2 separate regions of the Homo sapiens genome follow, and region 1 is linked to region 2. A link is an interaction called in ENCODE POLR2A ChIA-PET data of the cell type or tissue named here. Cell type or tissue: B cell. All regions are shown on one strand. Each heading gives the region's core, and the rest is flanking DNA. Links, peaks and the distances in the headings are about the cores only. Region 1 has its middle 58 kb from the start of ARID1B. Region 2 overlaps ARID1B (AT-rich interaction domain 1B).

Region 1 (8,335 bases), core at 31-8,030, 82 kb after region 2:
CAGTCCATTCAAAAAGAAGATGTGAACGAAATCAATATTCTCAATCTTTTTTTTTTTTTTTTGAGACGGAGTTTCGCTCTGTTGCCCAGGCTGGAGTGTAGTGGTGCAATCTTGGCTCACAGCAACCTCCGCCTCCCGGGTTCAAGTGATTCTTCTGCCTCAGCCTCCCAAGTAGCTGGGATTACAGGCACGCGCCACCATTCCCAGCTTTTTTTTTTTTTTTTTTTTTTTTTTTTTGTATTTTTAGTAGAGACGAAGTTTCACCATGTTGGCCAGGCTGGTCTCGAACTCCCAACCTCAGGTGATCCACCTGCCTTGGCCTCCCAAACTGCTGGGATTACAGCAGGCGTGAGCCACAGCGCCCAGCCTGTTGTTTTTTCTTTCTTTTTTTTTTTTTGAGACGGAGTCTCACTCTGTCGCCCAGGCTGGAGTGCAGTGCACAATCTCGGCTCACTGCAATTTCCGCCTCTCAGGTTCACGTGATTCTCCTGCCTCAGCCTTCTGAGTAGTTGAGACTACAGGTGTGTGCCACAGGCCCGGCTAATTTTTTTTTTTTTTTTTGTATTTTTAGTAGAGACGGGGTTTCACCGTGTTAGCCAGGATGGTCTCCATCTCCTGACATCGTGATCCGCCCACCTCGGCCTCCCAAAGTTCTGGGATTACAGGCGTGTTGGCCGCCTCGGCCAATAAGCTCACTCTTTAGGGGGCTGACCTCACCATAGTTTATCCTCCCACCTCCTTTTGTTGTGATGGTCATGCGTTTTATTGTTTGTCTTGGCCTTGGGAATCTGATTGGAGTGGGCAGATCTTCCAGAACAGAATTTTGGTGTAATTGTGGGGGCATCCCAGGGGTCTGGAATGAAGCAACCTTAAGAGAACTTCCTTCTGTTGCTCTACATTCCCGCCTGTGTCTCAGACCCTACATACAAAATCCCAGGGTCTCCGCATTGTTCCTGGGGAGACAGTCAGCACCACCTGGAAAATGACACCAAATGTCACTTCTGCAGCCAGAATTCAAAAGCATGTTAGTTGCTCCAGAGGCAGGGGATATGCAGGCAGGCAGTGTTCAGAGAAAAAAACAATAATTCCCCTCTGTTAATACAATGTAAAAATCTTAAAAACAACTATTTTGCTGGAAACGTAAAAACCTGAGAGCCAGGACAAAACGTGATTCCACATAAAGATGAGAGAAACAGAAAAGAAAGAATTAGGCCATTAGGCCGGGCGCGGTGGTCTATGCCTGTAATCCCAGCACTTTGGGAGGCCAATGTGGGTGAATCACTTGAGGTCAGGAGTTTGAGACCAGCCTGGCCAACATGGTGAAATCCCGTCTCTACTAAAAATACAAAAATTAGCCGGGCTTGGTGGCAGGCGCCTGTAATCACAGCTACTTGGGAGTCTGAGGCAGGAGAATCGCTTGAACCCGGGAGGCAGAGGTTGCAGTGAGCCGAGATGGTGCCGCTGCATTCCAGCCTGGGTGACAGAGCGAGACTCTGTCTCAGAAAAGAAAAGAAAAGAAAACAACAACAACAACAACAACAACAACAGTAAGAATTAATTGTTTTTTAAAAGATCAACTTAGATTTGTTCAGAATGTTCGTCTGACTACACAGTATTGTATCACTTTAATCAAGCATTAGCTTCTCTTCGAGTATCAGCTATCCCAAGAAGATGGGGGTGCAGGGAAGGCAGGGGTGGGGAGGTGTTGCATTCCAATCCTGCTGCCCAGAATTCGTGTCGACCCATTTCCTCATTCATGCGCTGGCCAGGAACACTCCGCTGGAACACTGTGAGTTCAGCAACTTGCATAACAAAGACAGGTCGACACCACCTAGCTCTGGAGGCAACCTTGCAGGATTGCTCCTGAGAGACGCTGGCATATGCCACAGAGGAGGAGAAAGTTCCACAAACAACCCCCGGATCTCTCCACCCAGGTCTCTCTACACCTGGTTTCTCAAGAGCAGATTGCTTAGCCAACCTTAACAATCCCAGAGGAACGCCAGGGCAAGAGGCTGGGTTCCCAGTACCTTTGCCCTAATTTATTGAGGGCTTTAAAAGTAGAAAATAAAACTTTGAACTCAACTCATCTGAAGCTTAATGATTCAGGTGTGCTACTTGCCTTCGGGGGCACCGGAGATCACTGAAGTTAAAGTGACAAAAAAAATTCTGTGAGCTGCAGAACAGAAAAGCGTGTCCAGACCCGACCCAGCTGCTTCTCCTAGCGTATTAACTTGGCAGGAGAAGCACGGAAGTCCCCTGTTCTGCCCTTGTCCTTTTCTAATGGATAGGATTTCCCCTGCTTACGGGCCTCTAATCCTCTCTCCTCTCTGGCCTTCCAGAGTGTGGAGAAAAAGTGCTCTGCTTCAAGAAGAGGGTAGAAAGATGAGGGTGAGAATGGTAGGAAAAGGAGGAAATGAAAATGGCTAGTGAGAAATACTTGGAGAGAAAAATAAAAGTCAAGGGTGAAGTCAGTTCTCATTTACACTTCATTGAAACTTAAGTTCAAATAGCTAGTCCTGCAATGAGCTCATCGACACCACTTTATACAAATATCATAGCCCACATGGGCCTTTTTCCTATCTTACTAGGGAGATATTCACAGCAACCCCATTCAGCTCTGTTAGGATCCACTGTGTTAATTTTTGTGGCAGTGTCCATGTGGTGCTTCTGCGCAGTAGGTGTTGAATGTAGTTCTGAAACTAAGATTCCACTATGACCGACTGCAAAGCAATGTAGTAGTATTTCAGCTTAGATGATATTTAAGGATAAATGTAGCCCTTTTAGTGACAGGGAAAGCTAGGCCTAAAAGGAAGGAGAGATCTTTGGCCTAGCCAAAGGGGAGGTGGGCTGCTGTCCGCACCCTCAAGCGAGAGAAGGTTCCAGGCTTTTCCAGAGTGACCTCTCTCTTCTTCCTGGGGAGGGCTCAGAGCAAGGGTTACCTTTGGATGATTTCTTCTCGCTGAATTCAGCTACTAAGCACTTTGCCTGGAAAGGAAGGGCACCTCTGAGCTATTCCTACCGACGCAGTGTGTGCACGTGTGTGTCTGTGTGCATGTGTGTGGGCGTGTGCATGTGCGTGTGTGTTGCTCCTGACAGGTCCTGAGTGCAGTGCAGAACCACGCAGCGCGCAGCGGGAGGCCTGCAGCCGCTGGGCGTTTTCCCAGGCCGGCCTGCGGCGCGGCCGGCCTCCTGGGCCGGTGCTGGGCGGCTGACACATGCACCAGTTTCGCTGGGTCGGCGCCTCCCCGGGGAGCGGGTGCGGGGCGGGAGAGGTGAGTTGAGCAACAGGGCCCGCCCCGCCCCCGTCCTGGGCCGGCTCTGCGCAGAGGAAGCGTCTGGAACGCCGGCACTGGTGTGTGGCTTTCCCAGGGCGTGTGGTGTGTAAACAAAATTGTTGTCAATCAGGTCGCGTCTTTGAAGGCTCCGAGGGAGCCTGTGAGTTCCAGAAGCCCCGCGGTGGATCCCTGTGTGGACGCAGAGGCTTTTTGCTGGGCGCACACGCACCCCCACCCCCGACAACGTAGATCTTTACTAATTTCAGGGTTTGTGACCTCTCACCTTTAGTCTTTAGTTTCTCTCCTCAGCCCTCCTTTCTGATGATCTTTACCGCCCTGTAACCCTACGTTTCCCAGTCGCCAGAGCTGCTGAGACCGCGTGGCCATGAGGTGGAATTTCCCAGCTTTTTAAACCGGGGCTTTTACCCCCAAGACTGTGGTAGATGGGTCACAGAAAGGACGAGAACGTTCCCAAACCCTCCAGCCTTTGAGACAGAGTGTGTGCTTTAAGAGACGTTAATGGCAGGGCGCGGTGGTTCATGCTTGTAATCCTAGCACTTTGGGAGGCCGAGGTGGGTGAATCACCTCAGGACAGGGGTTCGAGGCCAGCCTGGCCAACATGGCGAAACAACATGGCGAATTTTTAGTCTCTACTAAAAATACAAAAAATTAGCCAGGCCTGGTGGCGGGCACCTGTAATCCCAGCTACTCAGGAGGCTGAGGCAGGAGAATCGCCTGAACCCGGGAGGCGGAGCTCGCAGTGAGCCAAGATCGCACCACACTCCAGGCTGGAGTGTGGAGACAGAGGGAGACTCCGTCTCGGAAAAAAAAAAAAAAAAAAAAAAAGAGAAGTTGATACAAAAAAAAAAAAAACCCAAAAAACAAAAAAACAAAAAAAAAAAACAAAACCAGAGTGTGGATGCCTTGGAACACCCACCTGTGATCCTTGCGGAGCGGGGGTCTTCACCCTGGGGGGTGGACTCTTTGGGGACTGGGTCACCCCTTATTTCTCCGGAAGAGACAAATATATTTCACTGGGGATGAAATGGTTTCTGTACATAATTTAAATAGTGTTTTGGGGGTCCTAGGCATGCAAAATGCAGCTTGACTTGAAGGTGTAATTCTCCTTAAGGGAAAATGTGGAATGCGCCGAGTGTTTTCCTTACCTGCTTTTCAAGCTAGCTTGACTCTGTGTCACTAACGAAGCTGTTGAACCGCGTGCAGATGTGTAATCCAGCCCCTGGCGGAGTCGGCCACACTGTGCTGATTGGCTCTGCCAAGCCTGGAAGCTGGGCTGAGTCACCCAGGGGCTGCTCTAGCCGTGGATTTCCCTCTAAATTTAGAATATGTTGGTAGAATAAAATGACTACCACTTTTTACAGATTCAATGTCTTCACTAACTCCCTCTTTTAGACATATTTTTTTTTAGGAAGGGAAGTGTTTTGTCTTAATTTTTCCCTCTGATGGAGATACTTTGGGTTTTAAACAAAATTGAGTAATAATGACAATAAAATATTGTCATTAAAAATCATTTCTGTTTTTGGAGAAATTATATGTTCTGGTTTGGAAATCCTGTTTTTGCCAGAAATAAAAATGTAAAAATATTTTTCCAAATTATTCCTGAAGTTTATGATTGTACCTTCAACTAATTACATTCTCAGAGACACATTTAAATTAAATTTTAATTTTAAAATTTCATTATATGAGTACTACTTTTAAATTATGAAACATTTCAGGCATACAAAAACCTACAGAGAATTTTATAATAAACATATGTAGGCTGAGGTGGGAAGATCACTTGAGCCAGAGAGTTTGAAGCTGCCGTGAGCCAGCATTGTGCCACTGCACTCCAGCCTGGGCAACAGAATGAGACCTTCCCTCAAAAACAACCCAAAACAAACAAACAAACAAAAACCCATATGTAGTCCACTACATAGCCCAAGAGATAAGGCTTTACAGATGTAATCGAAGCCCCCACCACTGACGTTTCCTCCTTCCTAATCTCATTTTCCTTCTTCAAATTCCAGAGATAAATATTACCTTACACTGGGTGTTTATCGTTCCCAGGCATTAAAAGGTTTACTACATATGCACAGGCGTATACACATACACAGTACACCATAAAGTGTTAGTTTGCATTTCAAACAATTTTTATATGAACGATATCATACTGCACTTACATTTCTACAGTTGGCAGCTGTATCGCTCCAGCTATATCACAATATTTTTCTGATATATACACATTGATGACAGCAGCTCTGCTGCCGAAGCGTCCTTTGTCTAGAATGGCCATGCTTCTGTTGATGGATATAAGTTGTTTACATCTTTTTTTTTTTTCCGGACAGGGTCTTGCACTGTCATCCAAGCTGGAGTGCAGTGGCATGATCTTGACTCATTGCAGCCCCAACCTCCAGGGCTCAAGTTATTCTCCTACCTCAGCCTCCCAAGCAGCTGGGACCACAGGTGTGTGCCATTACACTAGGCTAATTATTTTTTATGTTTCTTAGGGAGGAGGTCTCATATGTTGTCCAGGCTGGTCTCAAACTCCTGGGCTTAGGCAATCCTCTGGCCTTGGCCTCCTGAATGTTGGGATTATAGGCATGAGCCACTGCGCCTGGCCTTGTTTCCACTTTTTCTCTATTATAAACCGTGTTGCTGTGAACCTTCTTGTATGTGTTGCATTGTGCATGTGTAAAGACTTTCATCCAGGAGTGGAAATGTTTCAGGATTTTAAGTATACAATCTACAACTTTATTAGATACTGCCAAATTGTTCTCCACAGTCACTAGTTTTACATTTTCACTGTAGAAACATAAGAAATACAGATTAGATGAGAAAAAAAAGGAAAAGTCACTCCCCATCTCTACATTCAGAGAAACCCACTTCTAACTACTTCAAAATCTTTTTGGTATATAAACTTCCAGGTTTTTCTGTGCCCCCCCCCCTACAGAATCCAGTATACCTTATATGTCTCTATATATGTAGATATAAATGCAGCATATCATATATGTACACATAAATACATTATATGTCATATGTATACATTCATATATAATATATACACAGAAACACATGTATATATGTGTGCATCTGTAGCTCTGTGTTATGTATATATTTATAATTATTAATGTTTGGGGATCCTATATTTTTAAATTTAATATAACATTAATGTATAATAATATAGTGAACATTTCATTGTGTCACTAAATATTCATTTAAAAATACAATTTTAATGGCTGCAAATGAGTTCTGTGTAAGAATATTTCTTTGGTTTATTACTATTCACCTATTAAATATCTAGGTAGTAATTTCTCACTCCTATACAAAGTGCTGTGATGAAGTTCAACCAAAGCTTTTTTTTTTTTTTTTTGAGACAGAATCTTGCTCTGTTGCCCAGGGTGGAATGCAGTGGCGCGATCTCAGCTCATTGCAATCTTTGCCTCCCAGGTTCAAGCGATTCTCCTGCCTCAGCCTACCGAGTAGCTGGGATTACAGGCGCATGCCGCCACACCCAGCTAATTTTCTTTCTTTCTTTTTTTTTTTTTGAGACCAGTCTCGCCCTGTCCGTGCAGTGGCGCAATCTCGGCTCACTGCAAGCTCCGCCTCCCGGGTTCACGCCATTCTCCTGCCTCAGCCTCCCGAGTAGCTGGGACTACGGGCGCCCGCCACCAAGCCCTGCTAATTTTTTGTATTTTAGTAGAGACGGGGTTTCACCGTGTTGCCCAAGCTGGTCCTGAACTCCCGAGCTCAGGCAATCTGCCCGCCTCGGCCTCCCAGAGTGCTGGGATTATAGGCGTGAGCCACCGCGCCCGGCCTGTACTTCACTTTTTTTGAGTCTCAATTTACATCATCTGCAGAATGGAACTAACGGAAGTAATAACTAACATTTATCGAAGGCTTATGAGAAAGCAGCAACTGCTTGGAGTACTTCACATGAATTATTTAATGCGACATCTCTGTCAAGTATATACCACTATTACTCCTATTCTATAGATGACTAAGCCGAGGTAGAGAGAGCTTCAATAAATTACCCAGATTACAATCAATAATTGGCACAGCCATGATTCAAACTTGCAGACTCTGCCCTCAGAGCCTGCCACTCCCTTTTAAAGACATTTTATCACATTTGCTTTCTCTGTTTCTCTCTCTTTCTCCTTGTCTCTCTCCACGTTTTTGTTTGTTTTTTGCTGAACCATTTAAAAGTTGTAGACATCTTGACATTTCACTCCTAAATACTTCAGAATTGTCACACAATAAAATTAACACTAATATCACCTAACCCTAACATACAGTCCAGTGTGTGTGTGTGTGTGTATGTGTGTGTACATGTCTCCCAGAAACAGAATACCTGGGATAAGGGGTGTGTGCACCACCTTTGCTAGGTAATACACATTTCTTTCCAACAAGCTTTGCCCATTTAGACACCTCCCCCCATACCAATTTGTATGAGAGTTTCTGTAGTTTTACATCCTCATCAACACTTGGTATTGTCAGACTACAAATTTTTGCTAATCTGATGGGGTGTGAAATGGTGTCTCATTGTGGCTTTAATTTGCACTTTCCTGATTATTTATGAGGTTGAACTTATGAGACTATTCTCTTTTCCCTCTTATATGAAATGCCTGTTCATTTCTTTTACCCATTAAAAAAAATGGTTTGCTTGTCTTGAAGGCTTTTCTTTTTAAGATGGAAACTGGCATGACGAATTCTTACTGTAACCTCTGGTTACTCAATGGCTTGGCATCACAAATAAATAAATGGTCCATGGAGAATGAAGCTGAAAATAGAGGAATGCTTTCCTAAAAGTGATTACTTGGAAATTTGGATTTCAAAGGTGGAAATGAAGCATACAGCTTCATGCTGAATAGCAAAATATACCAATACTTAAAAAATTTCACAAGTAGCAGAAATAGCAGCAGTGTTATATTTAAGTAAGAGAGATGAGTTGAATTCCGTGTCCTATTTCCCACCTGTCCTATTTCCAGGCGTTAAAATCTAAGTCATGAGGATGGTTGTAAGAATGAACTCCAAGTGCGTCTCCTGCCTTTGTACCTGTCCTT
Region 2 (8,335 bases), core at 293-8,292:
TTATGGTTATGATTTTGGGACCCACCATTAAACCTAATTTAGTGAATGTGACACAGAAAAAGTGGCCAATACGGAAATTAGAAATGAGCTTTCTAACTGGAGTGAGGGGGAACTCACATTACAGGGTTTCAAAGCTGAAAAATGTGGCTGGGCACAGTGGCTCACACCTGTAATCCCAACACATCAGGAGGCCAAGGCAGGAGGATCACTTGAGGCCAGGACTCTGAGACCAGTTTAGGCAACACAGCGAGACTCCATCTCCACAAAAAAATTTAAAAATTAGCTGGTTGTGGCAGTGCGCATCTGTGATTCCAGCTACTTAGGAGGCTGAGATGGGAGGATCACCTAAGCCCAGGAGTTACACGCTGCAGTGAGTTACAATGGTGCCACTGCACTCCACTGTCTCTAAAAAAAAATAAAATTAAATAAATAATTAAAAAGTTGCAAAGTATATGTAATTCTTTTTCCTATTTTTTCTTCCGTGTATGGAAAGGAAAGAAAATAAAAGCAAAGGTGACATTTGGATAGAAAAAAAATTTTCTTGTAGGCCCTCTGAGAGCAGAGAGAGCATACTCCTATAGGCAAACCAATAGCTGCCCTTCCTTGGTGAAGTGTAAACCTGCTAGGTTTCCTCAAGAATAGTAATGGTAACAATAAAAGCTGACACTCGGACAACATCCTATATGCTTTAAACATGCGACCTCATTTAATCCTCAAAATAACCCCAGAACTTAGATATTATCATTATTCCCATTTTACAAAAAATGAGTGGCAGAACTGGGGATTCAAACAGACCACTTTACTCTCGGGCCTATCCTGTCTCATTCCCTCACTACACATCCAGCACAGCAGGCTGCAGGTGGAGGCAAAGTGTCTCCACCAGATTTTCCCTAAGATTTAAATCCAATGAGCCAATACTACATCCCTGAAAAACTAGGGCCCAACCCAGAATCTCTAACTTGGCCTACTGAGTAAGCTGAGAGAGGCCTGTTCCTGCCAGAGTAGTATAAGCAAACAAATGCATAGTTATAATTAGCAATTATTAGCTAAACATCCAAGGGTTGGTAAGTGAAGTACTAAAATTTAGTGAGATGTTTACATTTGTTAAACTCTTGTCCTATTTACATGTCACTTTATAAGTACTGGCCATTAGTAATACTGCCTAATCTTTAAATTTTATATTTTAAGGGTGGGTGAAATAGGAACATTAAGACACAAAAAGGGCCAATTTCTTTTTTTTTTTTTTTTTTTTTTGCCAATCAGATCACATCTCTCTTAGTAGTAAAATTCTTCAATGGTTTCTATGACCCCTGGAATAAAATGTAATCTTTTCATGATACGTTGATATGATTAGGCTTGTCCCCACTCAAATCTTATCTGGAATTATAGTTCCCATAATCCCCATGTGTTGTAGGAGGGACTTGGTGGGAGGTGATTGAATCATGGGGATGGCTTCCTCCAGGCTGTTCTCGTGATTGTGTTAGTTCTCACGAAATCTGATGGTTTTATAAGGGGCTTCCCCCTTCGCTGGGCACTCATTCTCTCCCCTGCCACCCTGTGAAGAGGTGCCTTCTACCATGATTCTAAGTTTCCTGAGGCCTCCCCAGCCATGCAGAACTATGAGTCAACTAAACCTCTTTCCTTTATAAATTACCCAGTCTCAGGTATATCTTGATAGCAGTGTAAGAACAAACTAATACAGTAAATAAAGCTCTCTTTATGATCTGGCCCCTAATTATCAATGTAATCCAAAATTGAGGGGTGTTTTTTTTTTTGCTTTTTTTTTGAGACGGAGTCTTGCTCTGTCACCCAGGCTGGTGTGCAGTGGTGCAATCTCAGTTCACTGCAACCTCCGCTTCCAGGTTCAAGTGATTCTCCTGCCTCATCCTCCCAAGAAGCTGGAACTACAGGCGTGCACCACCACACCCAGCTAATTTTTGTATTTTCTGGTAGAGATGGGGTTTCACCATGTTGTCCAGGCTAGTCTCGAACTCCTGACCTCAACTGATCAGCCAGTCTCAGCCTCCCAAAGTGCTGGGATTACAGGAGTGAGCCACCATGCCCAGCCTTGAGGGGTGTTCTTTAGAAACATTCTCCATCATACCAGGCAATTCAACGTTACAACTACTATTACCTCTGCCACTAACATTTAATGAACACTTATTTCACATTGGATGTAAAGCTATATGCTTTACACACCTCAACTAATTTAGCTCTCTTAGCAACCACGTAAATTACGTTTCATCATCCCTATTTTGCAGATGAGGAAAACAAGGCTAAGTGTTTCCTAAACATGATGAAAAATGGCCAATTGTTTTAATATGTATTGGAAAAAAAGGTAATAACAGACACCCAGGAAAAATCTTACAGGAAAGCCCACCCAAGACAGGATGTGGAATGGGACACTTACAACTAACCCACTCAATGTGGGCAGCTGTGGAGGGGCAGGAAGAACTAGATCAAAAAAGGAATTTAAAAAAAAAAAAAAGAGAAAAAGATAAAATGAAAGCAAGAAAAAAACACACCATGAAAACAAAAATAAAGCATTCACTTGAAGAGAAAGGAGGGAAAAATCATAAATGCAAAACGAAGGCAAAGGTAAGTCTAGGTAAGTTTAAGACAGGTAAGTACAGAGGGAGGAAGATGGTGGATGGATAAAGATTTATAGATAGACACACAGCTTAGAGAACACTGAAACGAAAGGAAAGGAAAGGAAAATATTTTGGTTCTCTCTTAAAAAGGTAAGTAACAGCAACTACAATCTTTGCAAGATCCATTATTCTTCTATACTGAAAAATCACAGGAAATGTACATACATTTCTATTATACAACATTATAAATGTGGACTGAATTTCATAAATAAAATGTTGGCTCTTAAATCTTCATTGAAAAGGCTTAATAAATGTACAAGACCACATGCACGAAAATTCCATCATCTCTGCATACTAGAGTCAATCTGATAAAAAGAAAACATCGTTGCTTGGAAGTTGTATAATCAATTTCCTATACTCTTTACATATACCTATCGCTATAGCAGTAATTTAAAAAAAAACAAAATAGGTTGGGAGGACAGAAAAAAAATGTTTATACTCACACATACACCCATCAGAAATAAAAACTACATGGAAACATGCAAAAGTATAATCAGCTGCATTAGCATAAGGATCACGCTTTAATTGTTTTTCATATTTGTAGTTATAATAAAACTGTGAAACATATTGTGTACATACACAAATAACACACAGCTACATACTCATAAACACATATGTACACATATATTCATCCACCTCTTTGCTTATGAGATGCTAAAAATACTTAGAAATATAAACAATAACCCTCAACTTATACTTAGCCACAAAAAAACAATGCCAATACATAATCTTTCTCCTTATTTAAAAGCTTTGCACTCTGTATGGCACATCTGTTTTGGCCATTCAATGACCTACATTAGAAATCAAAGCCCCAGGGGCTAGGAGAGCTGTAGCCATCTAATAGGTGGGGATCTTGAGAAATCCTAACCTAAGAACCTAAATAGAAGCTTCAAAAAGAAAAGTGAAGGAACAGTCAAAAATTTGAAGTCCTCCTTATTAAACCTCTGGACATTCCTTAAATTAACATTTGATATTTTAAAACTAAAAAGTATATGATTTAAATATTTTATTATTTTTCAGGTTAAGCATTATTATTCAAACTACTAAATCCTAAAAAGAAGGGTAAAATATTCCAAGTAGAATGAAACACAATGAATGAATACGAAAGAATATGAACATAAATAACTAACATCCTTTACATATCATCAAGCTTTCAGAGACACTAAAAAATGTATTTTTGCTTCATCTAATGATGATGTGAAATAAAATGTTTGCAAACAGGAAGTTTATTTCTTCTAATCCATAGCCTACAGGACTTCCTAATTATTCCTCATAGCAACACTATAATCTAACACTTTCAGAAGGGCTGTGATTTTTCTGACATAGATGGAGGTCTCCTCGTGAAGACAAGCTGTGAAAAATTGGGTAGGAGAGAAGGAGAAAGGTGCCGTTTACACATTTATCTGCTTGGCTCACACCTTCGATAGAACAGCACCAACCAGTTAAACATTCAGTACTGCAATAATTTTGTCTCCATGCTTTTGACAATTTGTTTCACGCCTCATTTGCTATGAAGAGTTAAAACATTTTAGTCAATTTCGAGAAAGCAATTCGATTTTTTTTCCACACCAAAATGCACAATCCATTTCAACTACCAGGCCACAGGTTAAAGTTCAAACTGCAACACAGACAGAAATCAAGGACTTTCCTTCAAACATCGTGGAAGAAAAAAAACACTAACTAAACTTACATTTATTTTCAGTGGATATAAAACAAAGTGAAGTAAAACAGCCTTCCACATGTTTGGTTCCAAACAGCCTTTTCTCTACTACTAAAAAAAAAGCAAAAACACAGACCCCACCCTGCTCTTACCATCCTTAGACAATATGGCAGAACCTGGATAGATGCTTCAAGCAGAGGAAAAAATCTTTCCTTGTTTATAATGTGGTTTTAATGGTTTTTCATTATTTTTAAAGTTTAGATAACTGCAATACATTTGTACTATCAAAGATAGTTTCAAAAACAATGATGAGGCCGGGTGCGGTGGCTCACACCTGTAATCCCAGCACTTTGGGAGGGCGAGGTGGGTGATCATGAAGTCAGGAGTTTCAAGACCAGCCCAGCCAAGATGATGAAACCCCGTCCCTACTAAAAATACAAAAAATTACCCAGACCTGGTGGCGGGCACCTATAATCCTAGCTACTCAGAAGGCTGAGGCAGAGAATTGCTTGAAACCGGGAGGCAGAGGTTGCAGTGAGCCGAGATTGCACCACTGCACTCCAGAGTGGGCAACAGAGCGAGACTCCGCCTCAAAAAAAAAAAAAAAAAAAAAAGATTATTCAAGATCCTACCCTACTGACAGCCATCCAAAATTCAAGTAGCTCACATTCTACACTTGCTAAGAGCCAGGCACAGTACTAGTAGGTTTAAATTGTTATAAATACTACAAGATGCAACTCAAGAGTCTCTAGAACACTGTCCCAGAGAGCTTTCTACAGTGATGAGAATGTTCTAGATCTATTTTGCAACTTATGACAGACAGCTACTGACAACAGATTGTGCTGCTGAGCACATACAATGTGGCTAATGCCACTGCAGACATTAACTAATTTCATTTAATTAATTTTTTTTTTAAGAGACACGGTCTTTCTCTATCTCCCAGGCCAGAGTGCAGTGGCTCACTACAACCTCGAACTCCTGAGCTCAGGTGATCCTCCACCTCAGCCTCCCAGGTAGCTGGGACTACAGGCACACACCACCATGCCTGGCTAATTTTTTAATTTTTTGTAGAGACGGGGTCTTACTATGTTGCCCAAGCTGGTCTCAAACTCCTGGGCTCAAGTGATGCTCCCGCCTCAGCCTCCCAAAATGCTGGAATTACAGGTATGAGCCACCATGCCCAGCCTAATTTTAATTTATTTTATTTGCTTTTTTTTCTTTTGAGATGGAGTATTGCTCTGTCACCCAGGTTGAAGTGCGGTGGTACAATCTCAGGTCACTGCAACCTTCACCTCCAGGGTTCAAGAGGTTCTCCTCATTCAACCTCCCAAATAGCTGGGATTACAGGTGCCTGCCACCAAGCCTGGCTAATTTTTGCATTTTTAGTAGAGACGAGGTTTTACCATGTTGGTCAGGCTGGTCTTGAACTCCTGACCTTAGATGATCCACCCGCCTCGGCCTCCCAAAGTGTTGGATTACAGGGGTGACCCACCACACCCAACCTAATTTTAATTAATTTTAATTTAAATAGCCACACAAAGCTGATGGCTGCCATACTGAACAGAGCCATTTCAGAGTATACTTTTAATGCTGAAAAGGTTTTATGTTGGAAAAAGGTTCTTCAGACACATGAAATGCATCCTGATTCTGAGTTTTCTCTTTAGGAAAGGGGAATTGTAATGAAAACTAACCAAGTACAAAGATCCCCTTTCACATTCTCATCAAAAGAAGAAATACGCTTCAGTTCAAATCTGCTTTGTAACTGGTGGGACAGGAGGGATGTGTATAATAAAAGTGTTTTCCATGGCAGGGGTGGGGGTGAGGGTTCCGGGTGGGCACCTTAGAGCCATGTCACCTAGGACCCCGAAAACAAGAAAACTCATTTCACCTGCTGGCTGGGAGTCTTATTACTGCGCAGCTTCTTCAATGATTCTGTTTCACAGGTCTCTCTAACCAAATGGTATCCTCTTGGAGGGAAAGGAAGATCTTTCATCAGCTTTTCCAGTATCTTCATAGAATATCAAATGATTTGAGGCCGGGTGTGGTGGCTCATGCCTGTAATCCTCACACTTTGGGAGTCTGAGGCGGGCAGATCACTTGAGGTCACGAGTTCGAGACCAGCCTTGCCAACATGGTGAAACCCCATCTGTACTAAAAAATACAAATATTACCCAGGCATGGTGGTGCACATCTGTAATCCCAGCTACAAGGGAGGCTGAGGCAGGAGAATCGCTTGAACCTGGGAAGCTGAGGATGCAGTGAGGAGATAGCACCACTGCACTCCAGCCTGTGCAACAGAGCAAGACTCCGTGTCCAAATATATATATATCAACTGATGTGAATGCGCAAGCAAGCAATAAAAAAAATCTATCATAACGCCACCTTTCACAATGTAAATTCAGACCACTTGTCCAACTCTACTCATTCCAGTCCCTCCTGAGAGGCAATACAGCATATATGAAAAGGCAATGGGGTCAGAATGCCTGAGTGCAAACTGCAGCTGTGCCACTCGCTAGATGTGTGCCTCAAATGAGTACAGTAATAGAACCTACCTCACAGAAAATGCATATAGAGTTCTTAGCACAGTGCTTGGCACCTAGAAATTATTTGATGAATTATTTTATATTATTAATTATTCAATACTTAGTATTTCACTACAACAGCAAAACAATTGATTTCCCTTTGAGGTTCCACATATCATGAGGGAATCTGACCTACAGTCTGTAATACTTGAGACTTGAGATGGGACATGTACACGAGTTGAAATTTAAAGAGTGGTTTTTTTATAAATATATGGTAGGAAATACACACCTGTGCAGCATTAGCCATTTTAACATCAGAGAATAACCTATACACACAGAGAGAAAACTATTTCACAACTGCCAAGTTTTTTAGTATCCAATCCTGAATGACAGCTCTCAAACATAAGGTTTCAGAGGGGGTAAAGAGAAAATGTACAATTAACAACATTTACTCATGCTGACCATGCTTTAACCCAAGATTTTCGCCACACAAGTGGCAATGACCAAAACTAACTCCCCAAATGCAATAATCTCTATGAAGTTTCTCCAGACACTCAGAGATGCCTCCACCAAGCCAGCTGACTCACTACATCAAGGTGACAATCCAGTTTACCAAAGAGATCAAAGGCATCCAAAATATACTGGTAGTTCAATATATTACAAAACTAATCTTCTGGAAATATTTGTAAATAATCTTCCCCTCAGTCTACAAAGGTAGTGAAATATTCTCCACCCTCAACAAGGAGCGAGGGCAGCACAGGCTTTGGAGTTCATCTGCCTCAGGGCTGACTCCTGGTACCATCATGTAACATGGCCTTGGCCAAAGCGCATGCACCCTTCGTTGTACGTTACCTTAGAATCTGTGAAATGCAGAGGGGAAAGCCTGTCACCTAGGAGTGCTAAGGGAACTCTATCACCACCACCAGCATAATCTGAGCCCCACCGCATGCCAGGCACGACCCCAGGCACTGGGCCACAAAGAGCCAGGCGTGCTCCCGCCTTCCCCTGAGCAGCTCCAGGCCCACCGGAGAGGAGGAAGGATGGGTGGACATGCAGGGGCCCCAGGAGGGAGCGACCAGCACAGCACCCAGCAGAGAAAGCAGAGCGGCAGGCGCAGGCGCTCCACCCTCTTCCAGCAAAAGAACAACACATCAAACACCCCGCTCCTCTTCCAGCTGTCCAGAGCCTTTTTCTGGCTTCCTATCCATCTCTCGCTCCACCTACTGCAAACTGCCGCCTTCCCGACCACTCCTCTGAAGGTCACCAGTGACGAAATGACCACAATGTCAGCCCCCAGGCTTACTGGGCATTCCTCAGTGCTCACCTCAGTTGTGCATGTCTTCCTGCCCCCTGTGGAACTCTCCTCAGCTTTTCCATCGCCCTTTCTGGCTCTCTGGGTGGCTCCTCTTCATCCCTAAAGGTTGGTGCCCCCTAGAACGCCCAGGCACCTCTCCTCACCAGGCACGTGCTCCGCAGGGCAGTGTCATTGGCCTCTCAGCTGG

What was found. ChIA-PET counts read pairs that join two places held together with the same protein. Peaks named below come from ENCODE experiments on the same cell type or tissue, not always from the same donor. Only the 100,000 strongest peaks of a DNase experiment are listed, where the experiment ranks them.
Region 1: POLR2A ChIA-PET joins it to region 2 with 10 read pairs; 3 of 35 experiments call an interaction of 5 or more read pairs at or near these places.

What each region holds. Positions count from the first base shown.
Region 1 is chr6:156,715,036-156,723,370 of GRCh38, reverse strand. No RefSeq gene overlaps it. Among named protein-coding and RNA genes, the nearest start is that of ARID1B, 58 kb to the left of the region's middle. RefSeq lists silencers at 1,642-1,936, 3,057-3,376 and enhancers at 1,534-2,082, 2,387-2,456. In B cell, for the core only: no CTCF peak of the experiment used is centred there; DNase peaks (open chromatin) are centred at 2,480 and 3,300; H3K4me3 peaks cover 1,660 bases; H3K27ac peaks cover 2,013 bases.
Region 2 is chr6:156,797,787-156,806,121 of GRCh38, reverse strand. The region is part of intron 1 of ARID1B (AT-rich interaction domain 1B); the gene reads right to left. Among named protein-coding and RNA genes, the nearest start is that of MIR4466, 22 kb to the right of the region's middle. In B cell, for the core only: no CTCF peak of the experiment used is centred there; no DNase peak of the experiment used is centred there; H3K27ac peaks cover 884 bases.